Linked DNA regions of Mus musculus: all the other regions are linked to region 1. The links are chromatin loops, found by intact Hi-C in ENCODE. Cell type or tissue: gastrocnemius. All regions are shown on one strand. Region 1 holds the start of Kansl1 (KAT8 regulatory NSL complex subunit 1). Region 2 overlaps Mapt (microtubule-associated protein tau). Region 3 overlaps Kansl1 (KAT8 regulatory NSL complex subunit 1). Region 4 overlaps Kansl1 (KAT8 regulatory NSL complex subunit 1).

What was found. A loop is a pair of places that touch in the nucleus more often than their neighbours do. Peaks named below come from ENCODE experiments on the same cell type or tissue, not always from the same donor. Only the 100,000 strongest peaks of a DNase experiment are listed, where the experiment ranks them.
Region 2: a loop joins it to region 1, with 4 times the contacts of the local background. A loop is called at or near these places in 7 of 42 quality-filtered maps.
Region 3: a loop joins it to region 1, with 5 times the contacts of the local background. A loop is called at or near these places in 17 of 42 quality-filtered maps.
Region 4: a loop joins it to region 1, with 2.7 times the contacts of the local background. A loop is called at or near these places in 9 of 42 quality-filtered maps.

The regions. Positions count from the first base shown.
Region 1 is chr11:104,439,537-104,444,536 of GRCm38, reverse strand. Kansl1 (KAT8 regulatory NSL complex subunit 1) reads left to right here and starts at 2,217. Exons shown (of 15, transcript NM_001372459.1): 1 at 2,217-2,812. In gastrocnemius, a CTCF peak has its summit at 2,173; DNase peaks (open chromatin) are centred at 1,590, 2,152, 2,777 and 2,968; H3K4me3 peaks cover 4,195 bases; H3K27ac peaks cover 4,455 bases.
Region 2 is chr11:104,234,383-104,239,382 of GRCm38, reverse strand. All of the region lies in intron 1 of Mapt (microtubule-associated protein tau), which reads right to left. Among named protein-coding and RNA genes, the nearest start is that of Mapt, 5.4 kb to the right of the region's middle. In gastrocnemius, a CTCF peak has its summit at 1,896; a DNase peak (open chromatin) is centred at 1,984; H3K4me3 peaks cover 820 bases; H3K27ac peaks cover 4,228 bases.
Region 3 is chr11:104,344,363-104,349,362 of GRCm38, reverse strand. The region is part of intron 7 of Kansl1 (KAT8 regulatory NSL complex subunit 1); the gene reads left to right. Among named protein-coding and RNA genes, the nearest start is that of Kansl1, 95 kb to the left of the region's middle. In gastrocnemius, a CTCF peak has its summit at 2,237 (motif pointing left); a DNase peak (open chromatin) is centred at 2,225.
Region 4 is chr11:104,377,708-104,382,707 of GRCm38, reverse strand. Kansl1 (KAT8 regulatory NSL complex subunit 1) reads left to right here. Exons shown (of 15, transcript NM_001372459.1): 3 at 3,882-4,023. Among named protein-coding and RNA genes, the nearest start is that of Kansl1, 62 kb to the left of the region's middle. In gastrocnemius, a CTCF peak has its summit at 2,892 (motif pointing left); no DNase peak of the experiment used is centred here.

The sequences.
Region 1 (5,000 bases):
TTTTTATTATTGGACTGGTTATACTGAGATTCAGGAACTCTGGATTTTCATGCTTTCCCCACCCCCACTGAAATGCTGGAATTGAATGCATGTGTCAATATGCTTGAGTTAGGTAGTGAAGTTTCTGTTGTGGTTTTTTTGTTTGTTTGTTTGTTTTGTTTTTGTTTTTTGAGACAGGGTTTCTCTGTGTAGCTCTGGCTGTCCTGGAACTCACTCTGTAGACCAGGCTGGCCTCGAACTCAGAAATCTGCCTGAGTGTCTATACCCAGCTGTCACAGAACTCAGTATGTAGAACAGGCTGGCCTTGAACTCACAGAGTTCTCCTGCATCTCTTTTCCTAGTGCTGAAATTATAAATGGCATGCAGCACCATGACTGTGTAGATAGTCAAGATTTTAAGAGTTTGGATAGTTAATAACATTGTTATAAAGAGTTTCTTTCACTAATATTTAAGAAATTAAATTTAAGAATATTGTAGAAAGCTTTGCCTTATTTTCATTCAGCTAATTTAGATTTTGTTATCTTCAGATTAGGGCTCTAGGTCACCATCTGTTGGTCCTGTAATTATGTATAAACATCCTCTGTGGCATTACTGTTTATGTGAATATATATGCTCTCTCTCTCGCGCACACACACACACATACATACACACACATGCAAACACACAATCTTACCTGTATTATAAGTTAAAAAGCCCAAACTATTGATCTTTTTTGGATGCATATGTAAATATGTATACATCTATCAGTTTATCCCTGTGTATTGACTCTATGTTGTCTCCTGCCTTTGATATTTGAAAACCAAGATCATGTTTGAGAGTGTAATTTTAAAAATGCAGATGGAAATTCAAGAGAAATATAGATGCAGATACTGCAGAAACTTGTTGAGTTAGAGACTTTGTGGGCTAATGAAAACTGGTCTATAACAATAGTTTTTTTTTTTTGAGGAGCTGAAGTGACACATAACACCGGATACTGGTTTGGTAAACCACACAAAGTATTGAGCATTTTACATCTTCCTTTTGGTAGACTCTACTCTTCTCATCTGCTGAGCTTGGTGATTTAGTTGTTGGAACAAGTTTTATGCTATTTGATTTTGGTGAGTCCTAATAATCTTTGGACATGGTTAGCTTTAAAGGGTGGTGGATTTGTACTGTGTAATGTGTCACTTTGCGTTATATTAAGTTTTCTAAGTCCAGAAAATGTTCTCTGATATTAAACCTTATTTGGGAGGAAGGAACCGATATCGTGCTGACAAACTAGAGTCAAGAGTAATTAGGTGCCACTACTTTTAAGTCAACGCTGGTAAGAACATGACAGGTTTGCTTTTGTTGTTCATTGTTAAACTTTTAGCGGGTCTGTGAACTTTAATTTGGTAGTAGCAGGAAACAAAAAAATTACTGTGTAATGAATGCGTTTTTGCCTATTTTGGCGGATCTGACAAATCAAGAAGCCTAAAACAACACGCGGGCTTAACGAAAACTACAGTTCCCAGCGGGCCCGGCGCTGGTGGGCCATCATTTCCCCTCTAGCTCCCAGCTGCCCCTGCCCGGGCTAGCCCCGAGTCGGTCCTAGCTCGCGCCTGCGCAATGGCGTCCGCTTATTTTTTGGTTTGGCGGCTGCAGAGCGTGGCGCTAGGGCTAGCAGCCAGCCGTGTGCTGCAGTGTACAGAGCAGGGTGTAGGACAAAGGGCGGGTGGCAGGGACCGCGTCACTGGTCAGGGAGCTTCCTGCCCGTCTCAGAGCACGGTTGGCCCTGGGGTAGTGTGGCCGCAGCAGCTTCTTCATTCACTGCACACACAGTTCTTCGCTCACGTCCTCTAGCTCTGCTGTGTCAGTCCGCCCTCCCCTCAAACCGGCGCGCAGCACCGCCAGCCACAGAGCCGAGGGAATGTGACGGCATCAGCGCCTCAGGTTAGCCTCACCTCGATCGAAGCGAGGGCCCCGCGTCGCTTGCCGCAGTGCCGCGTGTCGCTGCCGCACGTATCAGGCACCAGGCACCGGTTTCCGCAAACAGAGGCGCAGAAGCAGCGGCCGCGGCTAGGAGCCATGACTGAGGCGGCGGCGGCCGCGCCTCCTGGCAGCCCGCGGGGGCGGCGAGGCGGGCGCCCCCTGGCGGCGCGCCGGGGCGGAGCGGCCCGCCGCAGCCGCAGCCGGCGGAGGCGCTGCTGTCCCTCCTCCCCGTGTCCCCGGCACTCGCCCGCTCGCTTGCTCGCTCCATTCTCCCTCCGCTTCAGATTAAAGGGGGGGAGGGAAAAGGAGCTCGGCCGCCATTTTCCCAGTGCCGCCGCCGCCACCGCCACCGCTCGCTGAGCCGGCGGGAGAACCAAGCGCCGTAGCGAAGCCGACTCGTCTCGCCGCGGCGGCTTGGGGGGCGGCCGAAGTGCGCTCCCCGGCCGGGAAGAAGCTCCCGGGGTGGCGGCCGGGGTGCGGGCGCGGGCTGCAGACGGCGGCGCTTGTTTGTGCGGGGCGGGGGGGGCAGCTTTACCCTCTGCCCCCGCCCGCCCGGGGCTGCGGTCCCCGCCGTGCCCAGGCCGGGTCGGAACGGAGGAAGGCCGGAGAAAGGGCCCGAAAGAGAAGAAAAAGCAGCCGCTCCCCGCCGCCGCCGCCTTCCCCTCCCCCTCCGCCTCGCCCCCCCGCCCGGAAAGTCAGGGCGGCTCCGGGCGCCGGGGGGGAGGAGAGCGGCGGGCCGGGCCGGAGCAGCAGCCGCGCGCCCCCGCCCGCTGGTCCTCGGCGCCCAGGCCGGGGGGCTGTTTGCAAACTGCGCCCATTTTGTGGGGCCGAATCCGCCCGGGCTACGCTCCTCCATCACGTGGTAGGTGCTGCTGCTGCTCCTTTCCTCCTCCTCCCGCTGCCCTTTCTCCTTCTCCTCGCTCTCCCTGTGGTTCCCATTTCTCCCTCTCTTTGTTAGTTGTAACTAGAAAGGCTGGGCAGGGGAAGAAAAATCCCCGGAACTTTAAATGGCCTCTCCGGGCTTCCCCGCTGCGGGTCCGGGCTGGGAGTCGCCCCAAGGGCGGGGGTGTGCGGGGGCCCTTCCCCACCAGCTGCCGCCTCGTTCGCTGGGCTTTCCTTTGGCGTTCTATTTAAAAAGGCGGCCTGGAGAACCTGGTTTATTTCCGAAAAAAAAAAAAAAAAAAAGCAAAAACAAAAAGACCAAAAACAAACTCTTGCTCTCGCCTTGAACTTCTCTTGACTGCAAAAGGTCTTTCTTTGCTCAAACACATCTTGCATGTCTGTCTCACGGTTTGTATCACAACTCTGATTGTTAACATTTTTTGTTGCTTAAATATTGAGGTCATTTGCGTTTTCGGATCTAGTCTCAGGCAGCCCTTTTTTTCAACTAAAGAGGAAGAGGCATTTATTTGCTTTTAAGTGAGTTGGAATCTTACTGCTTTTGGGGGGGCCTGTTTTCGGACTGACGGCCTTTGATTCTCAGCAAATAGTTTATAATTGTTTTCCGTATTGTAAACAATCTTACTCCCATGTTTTACCTAGAAATCCTTTTGTTTTCCAATGTTGGAATCCCAATGTGGATTTTTAGAGAAACTCGTTACTTAACTATTGCTTATTGATTGCCTTAGGGGAAAAGGGGTGACATGATGGCGCCACTTTAAATTGCTCTTTCCTCCGCCTGTTTTTTCCTCCTTTATCCTGGAGGTCACTGGAGCATTTTCCGTGACCTATTAATAAAACCGCACTTGAGGGTGTTAGCTGTACAACTCTTAGGGGTTAGAATTTGGTACCTTAAAGATTGAGAAACCCGAATCCTGCAGTCCCCAAAGTTAAGAGAAATCTCGCTAGTCCTCCAACCTAGCTTTCCTCCCCTCCATTCACAATCCTGGTGTTGCCATATCCTTCGTCACGTGGCTAGCAATCATTGTGGGGTTTTGTTTGTTTGTTTGGGGGGGTGTATGTTAATATTTTAAGCTGTAGCCAAGTAAGTGTCCCTCTGCCCATTAGAGAGATCACAATGCTCTAGGGTTTTTTTTTTTTAATACATTCGGAGAACATTTTAAAATAAACGATAAAATTACATAATCCTTGCCTTGCATAATCATGATATAGTTACAGAACTTCTTCTCAAAAGTACTTTCAATCAAGTAGGAAAATCGTTATATTAAAATGATTTCTGTTTCTTAGACTGGTCTGCAGTTTATATTTCCCACCCCACCTCCCTTTTTTGTTTTTGTTTTTAAGGTCATTTGAAGTACCAGTATTTACAAAAGCATAAAGTGGGCGTGTTTCCCTTTCCTCTCTTCTATGGGCTGTACTTGGTTTCTTGTCTTATTCTCCTACCAATTTAGAAATTTTCAATTAACTGCAGCTGTTGTCAGTTGAGACTTTTTTTTTTTTTTCTTCTGACAGTGGATACTTTTGATGTGTTTCTTTGTTGCATTTTTGATAGAGAAGTTTTTAATTCTAGTTTTCCAATCTTCTTACTTGGTTGTTATAACTTCTTGTAAATATTAACTATAAAATGCTAAAGTACATTTTTTTCTTTTTCTAGGTAAGTTACTAGCTTCAAAAAGTAAATATAAAATGTAATTCTTGAGTATGATTGATCTGTTTTCTCCTGATGTATGTTATCAATGGCTTGGGCCATTTTCTTTGCTAACAGTTACATCATGTCATGTGATAGGTGCAGTGTGATGTGTTGCTCTAAAAATATTGCGAGGTAAAAATGCTCATCCTTTGGAAATTTAAACAATGTATTGTAACTATTTGGTAACGACCCTTAGTCATGGAATCCTGAATTAGATTTCCACTAGGTTTAGCCAACCAAGTGTACAGTTCTTTTGACCTTTAGAATATTTGATTTGATTTGTTAGTGACCTCAGAACTTGAGGTGGTTTGACATTATTTTTGAAGTGTGATCTACTTGGAACCATTAACAATCACATAGATTCTTAAAATCTTTATTCTGATGAAGGTAGTTATTTAATTAAGTGTATGTGATGATTTGTTTCTGTACACAAAAGTCATCAGTTCTATGCAGATTTTGA
Region 2 (5,000 bases), 210 kb after region 1:
GGAGATCTTGAGCCATAGTGGCTATGGATTCCAGAAGATTGAATCTCCGAGTTTAAGGAACACACCTTTAATCTGGGCTACGCCTTTCATCTGGGATTAAAGGTGTGGTGGAACACACCTTTAATCTGGGCTCCACCTTCTGCTGGAGACAATATAAGGACATTGGAAGAAGGGAGTCTAGCTCTTGCTCTTGCTCCTTCGCCTGCTTGCTGCGTGAGACTGAGTAACTGCTAGATCCTTGGACTTCCATTCACAGCTGCGACTGAACCATTGTTGGGAATTGGGCTGCCAACTGTAAGTCATCAATAAATTCCTTTACTATTTAGAAATTATCCATAAGTTCTGTGACTCTAGAGAACCCTGACTAATACAGGTAGAAACCCCTGAGTGAGATTAGATAATTAATACAACAGTAAATAAACACACAACACACACACACACACACACACACACACACACACACACACACACACACTGTATTTTAAAGGTTCAAGGGGATAGAGAGATGGTAAGTGGTTAAGACCATGTATTGCTCTTGTAGAAGACTCAGGTTTGGTCCTCACATCCATGGCTTATAACCACCTGTAACTCCAGCTCCAGGAGGTCAGACCTGATGCTGTTTTGACCTCTGAGGGCACCCTTACATACTCATCTATGCACACATGCACACACGCACACACAAATAAATAATTAAATGAAGCGGAAAAATGATTCCTAAAAATGATCCAAAACTGCTCTATTACGCCCTTGGCCTTGATTCCACATTGAGGAGGCTTCTGTGGCTTGTTCTATTGGCTCACACTCTACTCGGTTTATTGGGTGCCTGGAATTCCCAGGCTTCATTTCTCAGGACTATGGATTACTTAACATTTGTCTCTCTTGACACTGTCAGCCATGAAGGCCACTCACCGGGCTACTGACTTCTGTAGGAGGGGAGCCACTTCGTTTGCAATCTCACCCCCCCCCCCCCCCCCGCACTGCCTTTTGATACTGTCATTACGCTCTCAGTCACCAGTAGTCACTTTGCTTCAATGAGTAAACCAGGAGACCTCGGGCCTAACACACTGAGCCAGGTCACCCTTTCCATGAGGGAGGGAGGGAGGGGGGGGCAGAGGGAGAGAGCGCCAGTGGGTGTATAGGGAAGGCTGGTGTGGGGAGTTTGCAGTCTAATCCTGGCATGGAGCAGGATTCAGGAAGGAAGCAGACAGAAGCAGGACAGCAGATAAGTCCCTGTACACAAGAGTTCTGTGTGTACACTTAAACATGGGTGTGTGTGATCTTGGAGATCCACTTCCGCCCAAACAACAATGCCTGGTTCCGAAAGAGGATCTGGGCTTGGTTCTTTCTTGGTGCGATTTATCTGCTGCATGTTTTCCAACACCAGTGGCCCAGGATACAGATGGTTAAGAATGCCATTTAGTCACATGCCAGGCCATGGCAAGCATCACATTTCCTCATTTAAACTCCTAGGCAATCTTCTGGACAGGCCCTATAATACCCCAGGCCACATATGAATATATTAAAAATAAAAAAAGCCAGTTACTAAGTAGCTAAGCTCCACCATAGGTTGGATTGTTGGGAAGCTGGCACTGGCATCCAAGGGTTCTAAACCAAATGACCTCTAAATGCCCTCTGTGCTGGGCACCTGCTCTCCAGGCGCTTACAACACTTCTCTGAATTGCTCAGGTAAGAGATACACTTCCTGCGATTTTCTATTGAGAAGCTGATTGGGCTCAGTGAAGAGCCTGCTGGCACATGAGCGAAGAGGAAAGGTTAAGATACCCGCCTGGAAGTCCCTTGAGGTTTCATTTTGCAGATGCCCATTCTATCCACATGCCTAGAGAACAATCTAGAATGCCACAGCTAGCTGGGGGTAACCTCAACACTGCCCCCCATGTTCCCTGGGAGCCCTACAGGCAGAAGTCTAGCAAGTGGAGGCGGGGAAGGAATTATTTGCCAGCAACTGCTTTGGCAAGGTGACAGTAGTGAAGCAAGTGTGACAGTATGTGTTCCATTGCTGGCACTGGCGGGCTAGGAGGGGCCTGCTCACCTCGGCTGCCTCACCTCTCACGGTCAGCAGCAGTGAGCCCATGGCTGAAGCGGTCTCAGTGGCACTGTGGCACAGAGAAATAATGCAAATGTACTTTGGAGTCTGGCCAGGCAGCAAGCATAGCCTGCAGGGCCCACGATGCCCACGGAGACTTGGGATGCTTGCAACGAGAGCTTCTTGTGCTCACAGCTCCACATATATCCACAGTTTCAGGGCTGGGCCTCAGCCATGGGTGCCAATGTTCAAGCTATGGGAGGGACAGAATCTAAGACAGGAATCTGACACCCCCCAAACCTCAGTGATTTCACCCTGGCCACAGCTGAATCCAATTATCCAACTGATATCTTCCTCCCTCTCTCACTCACTCTCCCCCCTCCCCCTCTGTGCCTCCCCCCCCCCCTGCTTTTCAGAGACCCAGAGGTTGTGAATTTGGCTAAGCTTTCTGGATAGTGAGTTTCAGGGACTCACCTGTTTTCACCCCCTGCCCAGCAATGGTTTAATAAATGCATACAGCAGGACTCAGCTTTTATGTAAGCGCTAGAGATCTGAACTCAGGAAGGCCCTCATGCGAGGGGACAGCCATTTTCCCTGCCCTTGATGCCCCTATCTTAATTAACAGTTATGTTTAAGCCAGTCAAACCTGGCTGGCCCTTCACGAAACAGATGAGTGGAGAATCGCTCAGTCAGGTCGGGTTAAGGTTTCCGGGAAAGACTTGCTCTCTGTTTGATAAGCAGAGTACCAAGGTGGAGGGAAATCCTTTGTCCCAGATGTCCAAAGCAGACACCAAGGACTCAAATCCACACTTCCGTATCTTATTCCAGCCTGTGAGCCAATCAGACTCTTACAAAAGAACTGGGTGGTTGGAAAGCCCGATTAGCTTCCCAGGCTAGCCCACAAAGTTCCATTAAATCTCCTGGGGCTTAGCTGTGTGTTCTTTGCTGTGCATCCTTAGTTGGTTATGAAACCTCTCTGGGCTTCGGCTTCCCTATGTGTCAGAGGGTCACAGTGAGAACTATATGAGATCATCTCCAGCAGCATGCAGCACTCCTAGAAGACAGGCACTATATACAATTGAGATAACAGTGCCAGCAAAACACTGTTTCTACAGCAGGGCTTCTCTATGCCAGAGCCAGTGAGTGACATTTGGCAGCTGTCCTATAATGTTTAGCAGCATTTCCCGCCTCTACCCACAAGATGCCCCCAACACACCCCACTTTCCAGATACTTCAGCAACCCCAATGAGGACCTTGGTTTTCCAGGAAAAGACCCAAGTCTCAGGAGCCTTATGAGGCCCTGCTTAGGAGCCAGGGACTTTTCTCCTTCTCACTTGGCCAGGTACCCCTAACTCCTGCTTGCAGAGGAATCCAATGAGTGTCACTACAGTGGCTGATGAGAGAGTGAGGCTCCCCATCTCCATCCTAGTCACCTGCAGCCGGAACATGGCCACCCCCACAGGTAGCCCCCTCTAGGCTCTTAATTCCCCTTCAACAACAAGGGGCAGGAGAGCCACCTGTGCACATTATGGGGCCCCAGGCAGAGCAAAGGTGTCCAGCAGATCACAGACAGCGGTGTGGGCACCAACTGGACACATAGACAAAATAGACTGGATTTGTCCCCGAGCTTCCCGGATGCTGTGAGCTTGAATATTTGCCCCTCTCTATGTTCTCTTGGATGCCCTCCTGACCTGTATCTCTCCATTTTACCCACGGATCTGTCAAACAATGGTGGGCCAGACACCCACTCTATATCTAGCCCCTATATTAGATATCTAAAAACATTCTTTTGAAGTGATTCATTTTCAAGAGGGGACCAAGGAAGAACTTAACTAAATAAATATAAGAAAAGGCATAGTGGGAAAGGTTCATATATTCAACTGAAAAAAAAAAAGCAATGTATGTTCATACACGTAGCCAGGAACTCACAAGAGCCATATACAGTATGCTCAGGGGAGACGGAATGCAACACAAGTCCTTAACATTTCCAACAAATGAACTGCACACGTTGATGTTTAAAGGGGAGGAGAAGTCAGTCTGCAGAAATTCCACTCCAGCCCCATCGCATCCCCAGGCTGACCCAGCCCTCCAAGGACGAGTGGGCCAGAGAGCTTGCTCTGTACAAGGGCTCATGTTCTCAACGAGCAAGCCTGACCTTAACTCAATCCAACCAAGTTTTCTTCTTGCAATTCCTGGGCACTCTCTCTGCTTCCTTTGTTCCTCTCTGGGGAACGGAGCCTGACACTAGAAGCCACTTAAAAGCCACACCCTTCCACCAACACACAATTGTGTAGACAGACAGGGTCTGTGCAGAGGGCAAAGAGGCACACCGTGGGCTGTCATTCATCTTTAAAAAAAACAAACAAACCACCCAGCCAAGCTAAGAAATATTCAAACCATCCGAAGGTGAACCGCAAAGCCAAGCTAGGGTACTATATCATACACATCTGCTGGTGAGGCAAACTGTCCAGAACAGATCAGCAGTCATTACACCCGGCCTGGCAGCTGGGGGAGGAATGGGCACACAAATTATCTGGACAGCCATTTGTTTAGAGAAGCTTTGCAAATGGCGAGTGGGCAAGCAATTCTTATGTGGCAAACACAAGCAGTATCATTGAACCCCAGATGACATCTCAGAATTGTAACCACCGAATTAACCTACCATGGCTTCATACTTCTTTTTCTGCTATGAGACCTGACAGTTGAATGGGTGGCGTAGGATCCGTGAAAATTTTGGGCAGTCTTGTGGAGCCCGGGGACTGAGCCGAAAATGGCCTGGTTAGTTTGTCTCTGACCCTGTCATACACCCAATGCTAACCAGCCGGAAAAAAAGACTTGGGATTACAATTTCTTGAACACTAGAGGATAAATAGGGCCTCCCGGACATAAAAGGGAGCACACACCCGCGGAGGTTGGTGGGTGAAATCTTGGCTCTTGAACCCTTTCGGATGAGCCT
Region 3 (5,000 bases), 95 kb after region 1:
CCCAACTTTAGAGGGCACCATACTCACTGTAGTCTATATGAATAGCATCCCTGAGGTATTGCCAATTTACCAATTGCCAATGTCTTTGAATGGCTTTGTGCACCAGTGAAGACCAGCAAGTCAGCGTGTGACTGCATTGCTTCAATTCCTGTCCATTGTATTTAGAGCTGCTTTGGCTTGCCCTCTTGCAGTTTCTTCTCTAAAAGATGGTGTAAAAGGTAGAGGATTTCCCACAATTTTGTTTTGAGACATGGTCTCTCTCTGTAGTCCTGGCTATTCTAAACTTGTTATGTAGACCAGGCTGGCCTTGAACTCACTGCCTCCTTCTGCCTCCGGAGTGCTGAGATTAAAGAGAGGAGCCACCATGCCTTGCCCCCACTTTTTTTAAAAGACAAGATTAGTATTGTTTTGACTCTTTTAAGTTATAAATGGTTACATTCTAACTAAACCATAGTGTGAATTTAGGTCTATTGATTTCCCAGTCCTCACTTAGGAACAGGGAGTGTGTCAGGGTCTCATGTATTCTGTAGCCTCAAATTCACTCTGTAGCCAAAATGACTTTTGAACTTATGATCTTCCTACCTCCATCTTGAGTGCGTTGGAATTATAGGCATGTGTATCATATTGGGTTTATGTGGGTGCTGGACATTAGACCCAGACCCAGGGCTTTAAGAGGACAAGCATTCTGCATCCCCAACCTACTATTTCCATCAAATTTATTATCTATTAATTTTGGGGGTGTTTATTGGGGTTTCTCCTCTACATTTAGAATCTTTTAATGTGATAGCTATTCTGTGGCACTCTGTGTGTTTTGTTTGTTTTTCTTCTTCGTTTTTTTCTGAGACAGGGTTTCTCTATGTAGCTAGAACTCATTCTGTAGACCAGGCTGGCCTCGAACTCAGAAATCCGCCTGCCTCTGCCTCCCGAGTGTTGGGATTAAAGGTGTGCACCACTGCTGCCCTGCCTGGCACTGTGTTTTATTTGTATTTCCTCATTGTAGAGTTGTTGGGACCAAAATCATCTGCCATTGTTTGTCTTGTTTTGTCTTCCACCTTCGGCATATTTTAGGCGCTTCCATTATGTTTTTCCAGATATGAAATTGAGCCTGGCAATATCCAGAAGATTTGAGCTACATAGGCCTTATGGTACAGTCCTGCAATCCTAGCTATTAAGGGGAGGCTAAGACAAGAGACCTGCTGTTTACATAGACTCTTTCTCTCTGTTTGTTTTGTTATGTTTTGTTTGTTTGTTTGTTTCCCGAGACAGGGTTTCTCTGTATAGCTCTGGCTGTCCTGGAACTCACTCTGTAGACCAGGCTGGCCTCGAACTCAGAAATCCACCTGCCTCTGCCTCCTGAGTGCTGAGATTAAAGGCGTGTGCCTCCACGCCCAGCCATAGACTCTTTCTTAAAAAGAGGCAGATATGGTGATGCACACTTAAGAATCACAACACCTGGGAGAGAGAAGTGGGGAAATTCCCATGAGTTTGAGACCCACCTAGTTGACAAGTTAACAAGTTCTATACTGTAGTGAGAATTCATCTCAAATAACTGAGAAAGAAATTGAAATTAAAGTGTTTGGGGGTGTTCACCATAAATCCCTGCATTCAAAAATCAAGGCAAATAGATCTCTTGAGTTCTAGGCCAGCCTGGGCTACATAGTAAGATTCCCCCATCTCTTTTTAGATTTTCAAGACAGGGTTTCTCTGTGTAACAGCCACTCTGTGGATCAGGCCTGCCTCTCTGCCTCTGTGCTAGGATTAAAGGGCCAGCTGAGACCTCATCTCTTTCTTCTTAATTAAGCAAAGGATCATAAGAGGGAAGGAAAGAGGCTTCTTAGCAAGTAAAAGCACAGGCATGGTTCTTGTTCAGCAGAAAGTCTATGGTGGCATACATCTATAATCCCAGGGCATCTCAAAACCACAGCAACCAAAAAGCTGGGGATGGGGAGGTAAAAATAGGGCTGGTCTTGTAGCTGTTGGTAGAGCTCTTGCTTATTAGCATATGTAAAACCATTTGTTTAACCTCTAGAATTGAAAAATAGCTTTAAGTAGTTGTGTGAAACCTTTATCTCTAGCTATAGAAGATGAGGGACTGGGGTGTGATTATTTATTAATATTGTAGCAGGATGGCCTTTGTTTTCTTATCAGTTTAGTTCCGACCTAGAGATAATGGAAATCTTTATGCTCTTTGGGAATAGAAACACGGCCTGATGAGAGTGCCACCTGGTGGCTGGGAATATCTATGATGGATTTTTGTTGTTGTTGTTGTTTTTTGGGTTTTTTTTTTTGTTGTTGTTGGTTTTGTTTTGAGACACTGCCAACATGAGTTCTTGAGGGTATATGACTTCTCAGCAGGAGGAATAAGCGAGCATTGCAAAACACCAAGATAAGTAGGCTTGAGAAAATGGTGGAAAATAACAACTAGAATCCTTCAAGGAACACAGAATATCAGAACTTGGTGAACTGAAGACTCAACTTTTTCAGTCACATTTTGTTTTCTTTAAGGAAGTAGTAGTTTGAGATGGAGTTGATAATCAGTTTATATTTTCCTTTATTTACCTGATTAGGTATTACATCTGCTTAAATAATAGCATATTAATCTTATATAAGTGGAATGTGGGATGTCTTACAACTGAATGAATCTCTTGTGGTTTTTTACATTTTTTTTTAAAGAGTATCCAAATGTGTATTCATACAGACCTCAGACTAGTAGTTGGCCCTTATACCTTACCCTCCAGAGTGCAGGATTATATACATGCAAGCTACACGTCCATCATCTTAAATGTTTTATCTTTGTTCAGGCCTTCCAGTCTTTCTAGTTTGTTTTAATTTTCAGTACTTGTTTTTAAACTGAGAGCTTTGTGTATGGGCAAACACTGAGCTACAACCCAGCCCATGCTCAGATTTTTTACTTTTTCCATGTCCTTAGGATAACTACCATTCAGATAGTGTACCTACTCAGACCAACAACACCTAGGAACTTGTGTTGTCCATTGATTGGGGAAGTTAACAGGGTCTTGCCCATTCTTTTATAAAAGTGATTAAAAGAAAATACAGTACTTTCTGTGTGTGAGAGTCTGTTTTGTAGTTTGTTTTGTGATAAGGTCTCACTATATGTAGCCTTTGCTAGCCTTGAACTTGCAGCAGTTCTTCTGTTCCTACCACCCAAATCCTGGGATTTAAAGGCATGCACCATTACACTCAGCTGTTCGGTGTATTTATTTTAGGGGTTAAGATAGGTGAATCTTTTTCCCTTGTCAGCTTACCCTTCCATTTGTCTATCTTCTATCCCTTACTTCCTTTTTTTATGTGCTAGAATCGAACCCAGGGCATTGCATATCCTAGAAAAGTGTTCTGCAACTCGACTATAGCCCTGACCCTCATTTCATTTAAAAAAAAAAATCTACAAAACTTCTGGACCCTTATGGTCTTTCTTCCAAGTAGCCCTAGCTGTCCAGGAACTCTCTGTAGACCAGACTGGCCAAACTCATGAAAAAGATCTAGATGCCAGCCTCTGCCTCTCAAGGGCTGAGGTTTAAGGTGTGTGCCATTGCCACACCTTGCTGTTCTTGCAGAGGACCCAGGATTCAGTTCCTAGCACCCACGTAGTAGCTTGCAACCATTTAAAACTCCACCTTTGGGAATTCAAACATCCTCTTTCAGCTTTCAATGACACCAGATACATACATGGTACAGATAACAGCTGTAAATTTTCTTACATTCATTGGTAGAGTTAAAAATACATTTGGGATTTTTTTGCTTGGGATATAGCTCAGTTAGTATAGTGCTTGCCTAGTATGGATGAAGCACTGAATTCCATCCCCAGCACCATGTGAACTGAAGTTGGCGGCACAAGCCTTTATTGCCAGCATTTGGGAAGCAAAGGCAGTCGGATATCTCTTGACTCTAGGCCAGCCAAGGCTATACAAAACAAACAAACAAAAACTGTAGAGTGGGGTTAGACCATTATTTTTCATGTAATTTTGGTCTCTCTTCTAGCTTCTCCCTATCTTCATACTCATAACAGCTTCATGTTCTTTTTCTCTAAAAAAAAAAAAAAAAGTGAAAGAGAAAGAAAAATCCAAGCAAACCAATAAGTCAAAAATGACAGAACAAAATCAAAATAGAACATAAAAACATGAAGCCCAGCTAGACAGTGGTGGCCCAGCTTGGACCTCTGAATTTGAGGACAGCCAGGGCTACACAGAGAAACCATGTCTTGAAAAACAGACACAAAAAAACAGACACACACAAAAAACCAGACATAAGTTCATTTTGTGTTGGCCAAATTACTCTTGGGCATGGGGCCTGCCTTGGAGTGTATTTGATACACCTAGTAACAGTCCATTGAAGAAAACTGGATTTTTTCTTTTTTTTTCTTTTACAGCAGGTATCAGTTGCAGAGAGCTTTTTGCTTAGGAGTAGAACTTTGTGTCTGCTTCCACTTCCCAATTTTGCAGTTTGTGTGGTTTGAACCTGTGTTATGCATGCTGTCTCAGTCTCCTTGCAAGTAGCAAGGAATTGAGTTTGGCCAGCCAGCCCGGTGTACATAGCAAAGTTCAGCAAAGGACATATAGACTCTGTCACAAAAAATCAAAATGAGCCATAGTATAGACCAGAAATAAACTAAGTGAACAGTGAGCCACCAAAATTGAGAAGGTACTAAAGAACCAGGCTTGATTTTTATTGAAACAGTCACGTAGGCTGTAGCCTTAGATCTCACAGCAGTCCTCCTGCCTAAGTTTCTCAGGCACTGTGCTTGGGTATTTGGTTTGTTTTGTTTTTTAACAAAAGCTTGAAAAACAGTTATACTGTCTTTAGTAATAACTAAGTACTCAGTATTAGAGTACAATGGAAGACTAACTTAAAGCCTACGGGAAAATAATTGGGATCCTCAAAATTAATTTTCTAAGGAATTACTAAAATACTTAATTCTTAGGAAAATACATATTAATTTAGAGCCAGCCATGGTGGTCCATGGCTACAGTCACAGCTACTCA
Region 4 (5,000 bases), 62 kb after region 1:
GTGTTTTTCCCCCCAGCTCAAAGAAGAGAAATATAATATAGATCTGTTCTTTTTGTTTGTCTTTATTTTTATTATTTTATGTTTATGAGTATTTTCCTGCTTGTGTCTCTGTGTACCACATACAAGCCTGATGCCTGTGGAGATAGTAAGCCCTCCATGTCTCCATGTGAGTGCTGCGAATTGAAACAGGTATACTCTTTACCACTGAGGCAACTCCCCAGCCCCTATCCAGCTCATTCTTTATGGATTTACTAAATTTTCCATCCTGAATAAAACTAGAAGACGTAAAAACAACAGGAGGGCCAGGTATTTGCAGTGTTGTTCAGAATCTGGGTTTTGTTAGGTTTAGATACAGTAGTAACTTTTGCTGTAGATTATCTCAGATAAAAGAATCTGCTGTTGTGTATTGCTCTGCTGGTTTGGGCAGTACTAGTAAACACGGAAGATGGCGTGTATAAAAGTGCATAGCTTTGATACAGTATTCATTTTGAATTTATTGCCTACTAATGAATTGAGTGAAATGGGTAATACAGCAAATTCTCATTTTCTGAGCAGAAATCAAATCACTCAGCACTTCCTGTTTTAAAGTGTTCGTGTTGCCCCAACAACAGAGGCAAGCCAATCTTTTGTTAGTTGGAGGCTAGCTTTGATCTACGTAGCATATTTCAAGACAACCAAGGCTGCACATTGTCTCAGGGGGTAAAAAGTATGTGTTGTAAGATGTCTTGCCTTGTATTAGGCAGCCTAGGCTGTCTTGAGATCTATGATCCTGCTAATTTGGCACTTGAATTTTAGCAAAACTAATGGTGGTCATCACTGAGTCAAGTGATTTGAGCTGTTTTCTCCTGTGGTACAGTAGGGAAGATTATATGAATACCTTTCAGGATCCATTATATATACGTACAACAGAAGGACCCTGATTCTTACATCAATAGAGATGATTCTGGTTATTGTTCCTTCTAACAAAATATTTTTACTACTGAGAGTACCATTCAAGATGATTTCACCATACTTAAGGAACCTCAGAGTAAGAACTAAAAGCAAAAAGTAATCTCTTTTTTATTTAACACACTAGTGAAACATTGAGTTGAATCTTAAATTTTCAAAAAGAGAACAGCTACTATTTAGCATGGTTTTAGAATGATTATAGTTTGTTTTATGAAATTTTTTCCTCATATTATGTATTGGATGGGGAAAATATCCTTAGTTCTAGGTATGTAGTAATAGTCTGCTAAATCTGAGAACAATTAAAATGGAAGGTCAGGTAACTAAAAAGAAACCTATTACTATTAGTAAACCAGAACTGGCATTTAGTTGGCTATATTAAATGTGTTTTTCTTCTCAAGCAGATTTTAAAACTTTTGCTTTTTTTCCCTCTAACCCACTTGACAGTAACCAAAAAAATTAAATCGTCTAACTTTATCTTTCTTTGGGCAGTTTCAAGTGATTGCTCTTCCGGGATAGTATCCTGAGATACTTACAGGTTTATTTTATAAGCTAAATTCAGGGTCATTGTCAGAGACTCTAGATTTTTAATCCACCAGCTCTGAAACTGCATGTCAGTTAGCTCCAAGCATATCTTTATACATTCTTATTGACCAGTCATAGTAACAGTCCTCTTGTGGGGGTGTTGTTTGTTTCTTTTCTTTTTTAAATTTCATGTTTTCCTGTTAACACTGTGTGTGTACCTGCACTATTGTTTACACTTAATTTTTACTTTGTGTGAATTTTCCTCTTAGCATTGTCTTCTGAGATGTAGTCATATTGATACAGAGATCTCAGTTACCTTGATTTTCATTACTATAGGAATATCTTAAGGAATAAACTATAATTTATTTGCCTTCTTTAGCAGAATTAGATTATATAATGATATATATTCTATTCTCCTTGTGCACCCATAAAAGTACATTCTCAGAAGCATAATTTTTTTGTGATTGGGCATGAACTTTTTTTCTTTTAAACCTAGTCAAACTGCTCTGTAAAAATGATTCTACCAGTTTTTTACAGTTACCAGCAATATGAGATATGGGTTCTGTTTTTCCTACTAACTCTTCCTTTTATGGTACTGTTTCCACTCTGTTTGAAAGACTTAATTAATGTGTTTGTATATTTGAGTTTTTCTTACTGAATTTAATATTTCTATTATGGTAATCTTGAACAATATCTGTTATGTTCTGATATTTCATCCTTCTTTAAAAGAATTGTTGTGTATTAAAAGACAGACGCTCACTCTGTAGGCTAGACAGCCCTCAGTCTTGGGGTAATCCTTCTAACTCTCAGCTTCACAGGAGCTGGGTTACAGTTGTGAGCCTGATACTGAATCTTGATTCAGACATTCTCTACTAACAAGTGTTTGTTTTTTTAACTTTGTTCATTAGATCATTTGTTTACTGAAATTTTAATTGTGTTTTTGTGTTTTATTTGAAATTTCTTCCCTGGTCTAGGTCTCACATACTCGTATTAGCTGTAAGGTTAAAGCAAATTGAAAAGCCAGAGTAATGCCAGTGAGACATAACAAAAAAAGAAGTAATTTTAATTTTGTCCATATAAAGAACTGACAATTCATGTATCCAGTTATAAATTTTGAGTCTTTATCATGTTCTGTTGGTCTTCTGTTTATCTTATACTACTTTAATTATTACCACTTTATATATGTCTTGATATCTGGTTATTCAAGTTTATATTATATTTTTCTGAATTTCTATTCTCAGCTTCCAATTAAAACAAGTTGAGAGGTTCTGTAGAGGTGACACAGTAATTAAGAGCCCAGGCTGCAGTTTTGAGACAAATTACATCCAGATACAGGGGGAAAAAAAAAAGAGCCCAGGCTACTCTTAAAAGGACCTGGTTTTGATTCCTAACACCCACATGGTAGGGATCCAACTCCCTCTGCTGGCCTCCAAGAGCACCAGGCATGCACACTATGTGTAGACATACGTGCAGGCAAACACCCATACACATAAAATAATAAAATTTAAATCCCTACCCCTTTCCCCTCCCCCCAAAAAAGAAGTAGGTAGACAATGTAGCACACATCTATCATTTTCATTGGGAAAATGGAGGCTGGATGATGAGAAATTCAAGGACATCATTAACTATATATCTATACAGCAAATTTAAGGTCAGCCTGAGATACACAGGAGATAGGCTAAACCACAGCAGCAGCAATAACAGCAATAACCCAAATTTAATTGAGTTTAGAAACAAATATTTGTAGCTGTATCTGAGAATCACAGTACTAAAAAGTATATTCTATAATCTATATAGATTATTTATTGCTTTCTGATTTTTATCTGTAAAATTGTGTTATGATACATGTTAAGAAAATGAAGGTTCCTACTCTGCTGTAAAGTTTTCTATTTTGATCTTTATTCAAAAACTGCTGAACTTCCATTCTTGCGGTCATTCTTAATTCTTCAAGGATTCAAAAAATATATAGTTGATCAAGCCATGTTGATATATGCCTCTAATCCCAGCAGTAGAGAATCAGAGGCAGGTGGATCTCCTGAGTTCCAGAACAGCCAGAGTCACATAATGAGGCCCTCCCTCAAAATAGATAAGACTAAAAGGATGGGTGGTTGGATGGCAGGGACACACACACACACAGAAAATACCTTTTATCTCCTGAGAATCTAACACAATTTCAGAAGAACATTGTCACAGTGTCAGGTACAGTTAGCACCTCTAGTTAGGCAACTTTGGAAGGAAATTGTCCAAAGTGACTTAACCCCATGTCTTCTATGGATTGTGTACTTTGTCTTTTGTGTGTGTCTTTACATGATAGTCCGTCTGTATAAGAACCTACCCCACACTATCCTCCTCCCCATGTGGTATAGATGTTAGCATTGCTCTTGGATTTCACTCAGTTTATTTCTTTGTAGGAAACGTAGGTCTGAATGGAGATGGGCTGCAGACCGAGCAGCTATTGTCAGCCGCTGGAACTGGCTTCAGGCCCATGTTTCTGACTTGGAATATCGAATTCGTCAGCAAACAGATATTTACAAACAGATACGTGCTAATAAGGTAAGGAGTACATTTTTGGTATATTCTAACCAGTCTGAATGCTTCCATTAATCCCCTTCCATCTCTTCCCATTCTTTCAATAACTCTTTAACTATGTCAGGATAAATGGTTTAATGGTTCAGTATAACAGTTTAATGTAAGAGTCTAATGGTACTAGTGTAGGTCAGGAAACAGTAGAATATAACCCCCAGCTGACATGCTTAGAAAAAATGGTATCTGGCCAAAATGAGAAAAAGAAGCAGTATATTAACAGACTGTATTGTTTATTTTAATTTGGGAAAGGCATATCTACTACTTTTTCACTTTGCTTATTTCATCAGATATTTTCTATTAATAAGCTTTTTCTTGAAGAAATTTTTAAATTAAAAGATTATCAGAAACTAAGACACAACATAGATGATAGAAATGTTATTTTCTTGTGTTCTGTTTGAGAGGACTGATAATTACCTTGACAGTGACATTGAGCAGTTTTTCTTTTTTGAAAAGACATTTTTGAAAAGGGTCTTGTTCTTTTTTATTTTGACGTGTGGAAAATTTTGCATAGGGAGCAAACCCTTAAACTGCTATATGCTTACTATGTACATACAGTGGTCTTTGGTGGGATATACTAGAGAAGAAAAATTCTACTTTCATGGTGCTTACATTCTTGCAAAACATGTTTTGTAATAGTTTGTGATTGGGGACTCTAGAGAACCAACTTAGGACAACAGACTTGGGAGCAAGCACCCGACCCAGCAAAATTATCTCTCTTAAGTCTCATGCAAACATCTCAAAGCTCAAGATGCAGACTGGAGAAATGGCTCAGTGGTTAAGAGTGCTTTCTGCTCATCTTTAGGAGCTTAATTCATTTCTAGCATTCATGTTGTACTTCACAACTTCCTCTGAGATTACGTACACAAGTGACATACAGACATTAATAAAACAAATAGTTGTGGTTGAGCTGCATGACTGGACTGGTACATAGTTTTAGATAAAGC